2 separate regions of the Homo sapiens genome follow, and region 2 is linked to region 1. Evidence: chromatin contacts called from ENCODE Hi-C or POLR2A ChIA-PET data. All regions are on one chromosome and are shown on one strand. Each heading gives the region's core, a stretch centred on a gene start or an enhancer-like site at or near the end of the contact. The rest is flanking DNA. Distances are from core to core; before and after follow the strand shown. Region 1 holds the start of TNFSF14 (TNF superfamily member 14). Region 2 has its middle 21 kb from the start of TNFSF9.

Region 1 (4,601 bases), core at 1,150-3,649:
TCGGGTGCATTGGCTCACACCTCTAATCCCAGCACTTCGGGAGGCCGAGGTGGGCAGATTACCTGAGGTCAGGAGTTCGAGACCAGCCTGGCCAACACAGTAAAACCCTGTATCTACTAAAACTACAAAAATTAGCTGGGCCTGGTGGTGGGTGCCTGTAATCCCAGCTGCTCTGGAGGCTGAGGCAGGAGGATCGCTTGAACCTGGGAGGTTGCAGTGGGCCCAGATTGTGCCACTGCACTCTAGCCTAGGTGACAGAGTGAGATTCTATCTCAAAAAATAAATAAATAAATAAAAGGGTTTAATAAATAAATAACATTGCCCAGAGCAGTGGCTTACACCTGTAATCCCAGCACTTTGGGAGGCCAAAGTGGGAGGACAGCTTGAGGCCAGGAGTTTAAGACCAGCCTGGGCAACACAACAAGACCTCATCTCTACAAAAAATTTTTAAGATTAGCCAGGCATGGTGGTGCATGCCTGTAGTCCCAGCTACTCATGAAGCTGGGACAGGAGGCTTGCTTGAGCCCAGGAGTTCAAGGCTGCAGTGAGCTATGATCGTGCCACTCCACTCTAGCCTGGGAAGCAGAGTGAGACACAGTCTCTAAGATAAATAAATATGTAATTAATTAAATAAATAAGTAATATTTAAAAATACAGGGACAAGGCCAGGCGTGGTGGCTCACACCTGTAATCCCAGCACTTTGGGAGGCTGAGGCAGGTGGATCACTTGAGGTCAGGAGTTCGAGACAAGTCTGGCCAACATGGTGAAACCCCGTCTGTACTAAAAATACACAAATTAGCCAGGCACGGTGGCGGATGCCTGTGATCCCAGCTACTGCTCAGGAGGCTGAGACAAGGGAATCACTTGAACCTGGGAGGTGGGGTTGTAGTGAGCCAAGACTGCACCACTACACTACAGCCTGGGCTATGGGAGAGAAACCTTGTCTCAAAAAAAAAAAAATGCAGACAGCGAGATGGCTGGACACATGGACACCACCCTTGGGATATAGCACCTGCCACAGGGCACAGACCTCAACATCATCATGACGCTGAGAAGACACATGTGGGCTCAGATGCGTGGACATGTGGTTTGTGGTTTATGGATCCATGTGCGTCTACAGACACAGAGACCCAGAGACAAAGACAGACAACGTGAATACACCGGCTGCAGCTAGGCGGGTGTGTGGACATGTGGGTACACGCACATACGTCCACATGGGTATATGGACACGAATGTGTGGCCACCGGATCCAGACCCAGGACACAAAAGGGGCCAAGCCCACAGGGGTATGGTGTTGGGCACACATAGACCCCCAGGTGAGGCACACAGACAGGCGGACACATCCACAGCCAGCTGGAAGCAGACCGAGAAATTTCCACAGATGGAAATGGTCAGAGAATTAATGACAATCGCAGTAACAGTAATAAGAGTACCAGAGAAGGCCAGGCGCAGTGGCTCACACCTGTAATCCCAGCACTTTGGGAGGCTGAGGCGGGTGGATCTCCTGAGGTCGGGAGTTTGAGACCAGCCTGACAAACATAGAGAAGCCCCATCTCTACTAAAAATACAAAATTGGCCAGGCGTGGTGGCGCATGCCTGTAATCCCAGCTACTCGGGAGGCTGAGGCAGGAGAATCACTTGAACCCGGGAGGCAGAGGTTGCGGTGAGCAGAGATCATGCCATTGCACTCCAGCCTGGGCAACGAGAGTGAAACTCCGTCTCAAAAATAAAAAAGTACAGAGAAAATGCATGCGTGTGTGCACAGGGGTGTGCATGGCAGTGTTGGGGTGTCAGTTCCGACGGGTGGAGCTGGCATCGTCTGGTACTACACATGCCATAGCATACTTCGTCCCCTATGAAGAGACTGCCCTTATTTTGTAGATGAAGACACTGAGGTTCAGAGAGGTGAATTCACTTGCCCAAGGCTGGGAGCAGCAACCAGTCAAGCCAGCTGCTCTCAGCCTGTGCCCTGTCCTACACACACACACACACACACACACACACACACACACAGACACACAGTGACCCACAATGACACAGGGGAGCCCCCCTCACCTCCACCTGCTCTCAGCCCCCCGGTCCCACTCACAGGCAGGCGGGTGACCATCTCTCCTAGACGCCAGTGCAGCTGCAGGAGGAACCAGCCTTGGACGGCCAGCCCGGCCCCCATCAGCAACAGCAAGAGACCCAGACCCACCCGGGCCACACTGCACGACTGTCTCCGGTGGCTTCGTCCCAGCCTCGTGAATGGGATGTCGGTCTGTCCATCCACCACAAACACTGAGGGCCGTACGACACTCTCCTCCATGCCCAAGGTGTCTGGAGCAGGGCTGACACGCCTGGGTCCTTCAACCTCAGAGGAAACCGAAATTGCTCAACACTCCTGGGCTGTGCACGCTGCGGACAGGCACCCGTGGGCCGCCTTTAGAGCTGGGGTTCAGCCCCACCCCTTCCCCCACTCACCCTCCTCTTCTTCCGGTACCCGCCGCCCCCGGTCTTGGCCCTGTCTCACTCTCACTCATACAGACTCTCACACTTTCCAGAGGCTTCTGAAAATGTGACTCAGGTGGCAAGTGCAGTGGGGAGCCCCCAGCTTTCCCTTCTTGGATGCTTCATTCGCTTGGGGCCACCAAATATCGACTGAGGACTTTCTGCCCATGCCAGGCTCTGCTCTCGGTGTGGGGGATGCAGCAATGAACAACAGCAAGAAGGGTCCCTGCTCCTCTTCTGGTGGAGCCAGAGAGACAAGAAACCTCGTAAACAAGAAAATAATACGTTGTGGGTTTTTTTGTTCGTTTATTTGTTTTGTTTTTGAGATGGAGTCTCGCTCTGTTGCCCAGGCTGGAGTGCAGTGGCGCGATCTCAGCTTACTACAACCTCCACCTCCTGGGTTCAAGCAATTCTCCTGCCTCAGCCTCCCAAGTAGCGGGGATTACAGGCGCGTGCCACCACGCCTGGCTGCTTTTTGTATTTTTAGTAGAGATGGGTTTTCACCATGTCGGTCAGGCTGGTCTCGAACTCCTGACCTCAAGCGATCCACCCACCTCAGCCTCCCAAAGTGCTGGGATTACAAACGTGAGCCGCACCATGCCCGGCCTTCTGTTGTGTTTTGATGTGACAAGTGCAGTGAAAAACACAAGAGTGGAATAAAGGAGTGGATGTGTGCTCTGTGTGTGTGCTTGTCTGCATGCATATATGTGTGCAGTGTGTGCATGTGAATGTGTGTATTCAGTTGTGTGCATGCAAGTGTGTATCATGTACACATGTGCAGGCGCATGCCTGTGTATCATACATGTGCTGGCATGTAAATGTGCGTGCATATGTGGGCAGGTGCATGCATATGTGTATGGTCATCTGTGTGCATGTGCATGTGGTCCATGTACATGCATGCATGTGCACGTGTGTGTATGTGTGAACATGCATCACATGTGCAAGTGGGTGTGCATATATGTGCTGTGTGCAGGTGTGTGCATGTGTGTGTGCCTGTGCATTGGTGCGTGTATGTGTGTGTGCGCACTTGCACGGGTGTGTTCATGTGTGTGGGGAGGTCCATGTATGAGTGTGCATGCATTCAAGCGTGGATTTTTTTTTTTTTCGAGACGGAGTCTCGCTCTGTCGCCCAGGCTGGAGTGCAGTGGTGCGATCTCGGCTCACTGCAAGCTCCGCCTCCCAGGTTCACGCCATTCTCCTGCCTCAGCCTCCTGAGTAGCTGGGACTACAGGCGCCCACCACCGCACCCAGCTAATTTTTTGTATTTTTAGTAGAGACGGGGTTTCACCGTGTTAGCCAGGATGGTCTCAATCTCCTGACCTCGTGATCCGCCTGCCTTGGCCTCCCAAAGTGCTGGGATTACAGGCATAAGCCACCGCACCCAGCCTTTTTCTTTCTTTTTTTTTTTGAGGCAGAGTCTCACTTTGTCACCCAGGCTGGAGTGCAGTGGTGCCATTTTGGCTCACTGCAACCTCTGCCTCCCGGATTCAAGCAATTTTCCTGCCTCAGCCTCCTGAGTAGCTGGGATTACAGGCGCCCACCACCATGCATAGCTAATTTTTGTATTATATGTTGGCCATTATATATGTTGTAACATATATGTTGTCTATATGTTGGCCAGGCTGGTCTCGAACTCCTGACCTCAGGTGATCTGCCCACCTCAGCCTCCCAAAATGCTAGAATTACAGGCGTGAGCCACTGCACTTGGCTTCTGTCTTGTTTCATAAGTATCTTTGTAATATCCTTGATTTTACCTCTTGGCCCTGAAAGCCAAAAACACTTATGTGGCCCTTTATAGATACAGTTTGCTGCCAGCTTGCCCCTGAGCTTAGGCTAAGACACGAAGTGCCCTTCACTGGGGCCTCTGTGGTTGGACCCTCGTGCTTTTGCTCACTCTGCCCCAGACAGATATCCTGGGTCTTTGCACTTCCTCTTCCTGCTGCTGGGAACCATCTTCCCTAGATCTCCAAAGCAGGCTCCCCCTGCTCATCTGCGTCTTGACTCAAGAAACTTCTCACAGGAGCCCTCCCTGAATTGGTCAGGTGTCTCCCGAGAGACAGAACCAATAGAAGATACACAGAGAGATAGAGATGGGATCTATAGGCTGGGT
Region 2 (4,601 bases), core at 1,051-3,550, 120 kb before region 1:
CAAGGCTGGGTGCAGTGGCTCATGCCTGTTATCCCAACACTTTGGGAGGCTGAGGTGGGTGGATTACCTGAGGTCAGGAGTTTGAGACCAGCCTGGGCACCATGGCGAAACCCTGTCTCTACAAAAAATATAAAAATTAGCCAGGCGTTGGTGGTGCACACCTGTAATCCCAGCTACTCAGAGGCTGAGGCAGGAGAATTGCTTGAATCCAGGAGGCAGAGGTTGCAGTGAGCCAAGATCGTGCCACTGCACTCCAGCCTGGTCAACAGAGTGAGACCCTGTCTCAAAAAAAAAAAAAAAAAAAAAAAAAAAAAAAAAATCCCAAAGCATTTAATTTGACCAAAAACCTCTGTAAATAGAAATACTCAGAATGTTCTTTAGTTAGCTCTCTCTCAAATATCAAGGGTGCACTGAGTTCAGGGCAGAAATCACGTGTGAATTAGTTCCAATGGTATACAAACACATGGAAACACTAAATTAAAAGCTGCCTTCCTCAAAGTGTAGTGAGGCCTCAAAACCACTCTAACTGTAACCTCAGTCACCAAGACAGAGGACAGACTGAACATTTACCTCTGCATAACAAATGTGGCTCTGGCACACCTGTTATCTATCCAAATTATTAACTTTCTTTGCCTTTCTAGAAAAAGGCCTATTATTGAACATTAACCATATTCTAATTTTAAATGTAATTCATTTCTTAAAAAAAACCACTGTCTCTGAACAGATAAAAATGGCTTACATAGGCCAGGTGCAGTGGCTCACACCTGTAATCCCAGCACTTTGGGAGGCCAAGGTGGGTGGATTGCCTGAGCTGAGGAGTTCGAGACCAGCCTGGGCAACACAGTGAAACCCCATCTCTACTAAAATACGAAAAGCTGGGCATGGCCGCGTGTGCCTGTAATCCCAGCTATTCGGGAGGCTGAGGCAGGAGAATCACTTGAATCTGGGAGGTGGAGGTTGCAGTGAGCCAAGATTGTGCCACTGCACTCCAGCCCAGGCGACAGAGCAAGACTCCCTCTCAAAAAGAAAAAAAAAAAAAAAGGCTTACGTAATACTGTTACAGAATCTTTAGGGTGTCACATTTCTGGTCGGAAATATCTGTGTCCCCTGGCACCTTTGCCAGAGTTCTTGTCTTGTGTCCAGGAAGAATGAGTTACACAGGGAAGTGGAGGGTGAACAGGATGAAGAGGAGTTTTATTGAGTGTTAGAACAGCTCAGAGAAGACCAAAGTGGGCAGCTCCTCTCTGTAGACAGTTCATTCCATTGAGTGCTCAGCTCTCAGCAGAGAGGAGACCCCAGAGAGGGTAGTTCCTCTCTGGTCCTCCTGATGGCTGCAGGTCTCAGCAGAGAGGAGGCCTTGGAGAGGGTGGCTTCTCTCTGCCCAGCAGGTCATCCCATCCTCACTGCAGCTTTCAGCAGAGAGTGTAGCTCCTTTCTGCAGCTGGTCGTCAGGTCATCTCCAGCTATTAGCACAGAGAGTGGCTTCTCTCTGCAGCTGGTCATCTGGACGTCTCTCTTTTTCTCTGCCCTGCTCTGGCTGAGCCTGGGGCTTTTATGGACCTCAGAGGGGATGCAGTGTGTGCCGACTGGTCCATTAACAGCCATGCATGGGCCTGGAAAAGGCATCACAAGTCCCCACTCTGGTCCACAGGTCTGGTGGCCCTCAGCCTTCAGGCCCTCCCTGGCCTGAAGGTGGGGTCTTAGCGAGGACTTGCTCCCTTCTGCCAGGAATCAGTCTGCCTCCTGCTGCCGTTCATGGCCCCAGGTTGGACCCTGACTTTGCTCCAAGATCAGAGCAGGCGCTGAGAGCAGGGAGAAACCAGGCAGTGGGAGCAGGTGCTTTGGAGCCTGCAAGGGCAGGGGGGCCTCCCTGGCCCCCCAAGAGCACAGGGAGGCTTGAATCTGCGGCCACAACTTGGGCGGCTGCAGAGGCCCAGGATGCAGCTTCAGGTGCTCCCCCTTGCAAGCTGGGGCGGGGATTCCTGATCCTTGCCGGGCCTGGGCTGGCGCCCAGGGCAGGGGCAATATCACCACGAACTGCCCCTGTTGCCCCGGCACTCAGGGGCAGCCTGTGGGGAGCTGATCCTGGCCCCAGCCTGGCCACGGGGAGTGGCAGGCTTGGTGGTCGCTCTGATGCGGGGTGGACCCCAAGAACACGGCTGGCAAGCCCTGCACAGAGCCTCCTCCTGATGCCTAGGAACCCTGAACCCTCTGCGGGGTGGGTGCAGTGGCTGCGCGGCTGGCTAGTCCCCAAAGAGGGCGCTGCTCCCTCTTCCTGCCCCCGCCCCCAAAGCACGGCCCCAGCTCCACATCCGGGCCCCTCTCTGCCCGACCGCGCTGCTCCAGCAGGGCGTGGGCTCCAGAGGGCTGTGGGCTGCGTGGCCGGGGAGCTGTCAGCCTCCTCCCTGGGCCCTCCCTGCAGCAGCCATGTGATGGCAGCAGCCAGACAGCCCACCACAGCCATCAATACCACACGAATTTTCACAATAAGCTGGACAAACTTTCCCTGGTGGAAAAATTAGTCTGTGGCCGGGTGTGGCTGGCCCTGGCTCTCCCAGGAGGTTTTCATGACGTAACCTGCCAATTTGATAAATCTCTGCCTCATAGAGTCACAAACGTTCTTCTCTAGATGAGAAGTTCTCCATGATTCCATAAATATAAATTTTAAAAAATTTAACCTGGGGCCGGGCGCGGTGGCTCATGCCTGTAATCCCAGCACTTTGGGAGGCGGAGGTGGGTGGATCACCTGAGGTCAGGAGTTCAAGACCAGCCTGGCCAACATGGTGAAACCCTTGTCTCTACTAAGAATACAAAAATTAGCTGGGCGTGGTGGTGTGTGCCTGTAATTCCAGCTACCCAGGAGGCTGAGGCAGGAGAATCGCTGGAACCTGGGATGCGGAGGTTGCAGTGAGCCAAGATCACGCCACTGCACTCCAGCCTGGGTGACAGAGCAAGACCCCGTCTCAAAAAACAAAACAAAACAAAACAAAAAAAACAAAAACTAACTTTAAGTTCAGGGGTACATGTGCAGGTTTGTTATATGGGTAAACCTGTGTCATGCGGGTTTGTTTTACAGGTTATTTCACCCAGGTGCTAAGCCTAGTATCCATTAGCTATTTTTCCTGATCCTCTTCCTCCCCCAACCCTCCACCGTCTGATAGGCCCCAGTGTGTGTTGTTCTCCTCTATGTGTCCATGTGTTCTTATCATTTAGCTCCCACTTATAAGTGAGAACATGCAGTATTTGTTTTTCTGATCCTGCGTTAGTTTTCTAGGGATAATGGCCTCTAGCTCCATCCATGTTCCTGCAAATGACATGATCTCGTTCTTTTTTATGGTGCATAGTATTCCGTGGTGTATATGTACCATATTTTCTTTATCCATTCTACCATTGATGGCCATTTAGGTTGGTTCCACGTCTTTGCTATTGAGAATATGCTGCAATGAATATATGCATGCACGTGTCTTTATAATAGAATGATTTATATTCCTTTGGGTTTACACCTAGCAGTGGGATTGCTGGACTGAATGGTAGTTCTGTGTTTAGGTCTTTGAGGAATCCTCACACTGTTTTCCACAATAGTGGAGCTAATTTACATTCCCACCAACAGTGTAAAAGCGTTCCTTTTCTTAGAAGACAATACCTTTTTTTGTTGTTGTTGTTGTTGAGACGGAGTCTCCCTCTGTTGCCCAGGCTGGAGTGCAGTGGTGTCATCCCAGCTCACTGTAACCTCCATCTCCCGGGTTCAAGCAATTCTCCTGTCTCAGCCTCCCAAGCAGCTGGGATTACAGGCTTGCATCACCACGCCCAGCTAATTTTTGTATTTTTAGTAGAGATGGGGTTTCACCCTGTTGGCCACGCTGGTCTCGAACTCCTGACCTCAAGTGATCCACCCACCTCAGCCTCCCAAAGTGTCAGGATTACAGGCGTGAGCCACCGTGCCCAGGCAAGAAGGGAATATCTTAATGACAACTTCTCCCCGCCGCTTTCCTCGCCAAAATTCTTCACATTCACCTTTGCCAGTGTTCCTGTAACAACAATAGTTTTCACAATTGTTCTCTGAACAAGCAATGGTAGACCTGATCCAGAGCCTGATATTGTCATATCATAAATTAAATCTTTTAATGTAGTTCCCTCTGAAATAAAAGGATAATCTTTTTTTTTTTTTTTTTGAGACGGAGTCTTGCTCTGTCGTCCAGGCTGGAGTGCGGTGGCGCGATCTCGGCTCACTGCAGGCTCCGCCCCCCCAGGGTTCACACCATTCTCCTGCCTCAGCCTCCCGAATAGCTGGGACTACAGGCGCCCGCCACCACGCCCGGCTAATTTTTTTGTATTTTTAGTAGAGACGGGGTTTCACTGTGTTAGCCAGGATGGTCTCGATCTCCTGACCTCATGATCCGCCCGCCTTGGCCTCCCAAAGTGCTGGGATTACAGGCGTGAGCCACCGTGCCTGGCCTAATAAAAGGATAATCTAATGAAGGGTCCTCTTTATTTGACACTTGATGGTGAGTGACAGTGCGGTTGTGGCAGAAACAGATCATTAACATGAGTGAGATGCAGAGGAGGCAATGACAGCTGCCAGTTCTATGAGACCTGGGCCA

What was found. Hi-C counts contacts between places; a loop is a spot of excess contacts on that map. ChIA-PET counts read pairs that join two places held with the same protein, here RNA polymerase II (POLR2A). Pooled maps may share reads with other maps.
Region 2: a loop to region 1 is called in a pooled map, with 2.9 times the contacts of the local background. The contact joins the enhancer-like site here to the promoter of TNFSF14 in region 1. A Hi-C loop is called at or near these places in 2 of 50 pooled maps. POLR2A ChIA-PET finds 5 or more read pairs at or near these places in 5 of 52 experiments (BJ, GM10248, GM12878 and 2 more).

The regions. Positions count from the first base shown.
Region 1 is chr19:6,667,761-6,672,361 of GRCh38, forward strand. It overlaps TNFSF14 (TNF superfamily member 14), which reads right to left and starts at 2,400. Exons shown (of 4, transcript NM_001376887.1): 1 at 2,091-2,400. The coding sequence starts at 2,309. RefSeq lists enhancers at 920-1,009, 1,070-1,259, 2,160-2,249, 2,630-2,859 and a silencer at 3,430-3,529.
Region 2 is chr19:6,549,804-6,554,404 of GRCh38, forward strand. It overlaps the pseudogene TGFBR1P1. Among named protein-coding and RNA genes, the nearest start is that of TNFSF9, 21 kb to the left of the region's middle. RefSeq lists an enhancer at 2,094-2,163. Within about 2 kb of position 2,301, at least 4 of the 41 ENCODE cell types and tissues checked have a DNase peak (open chromatin) inside an H3K27ac peak, as active enhancers do; they include GM12878, where a contact is called at or near this core.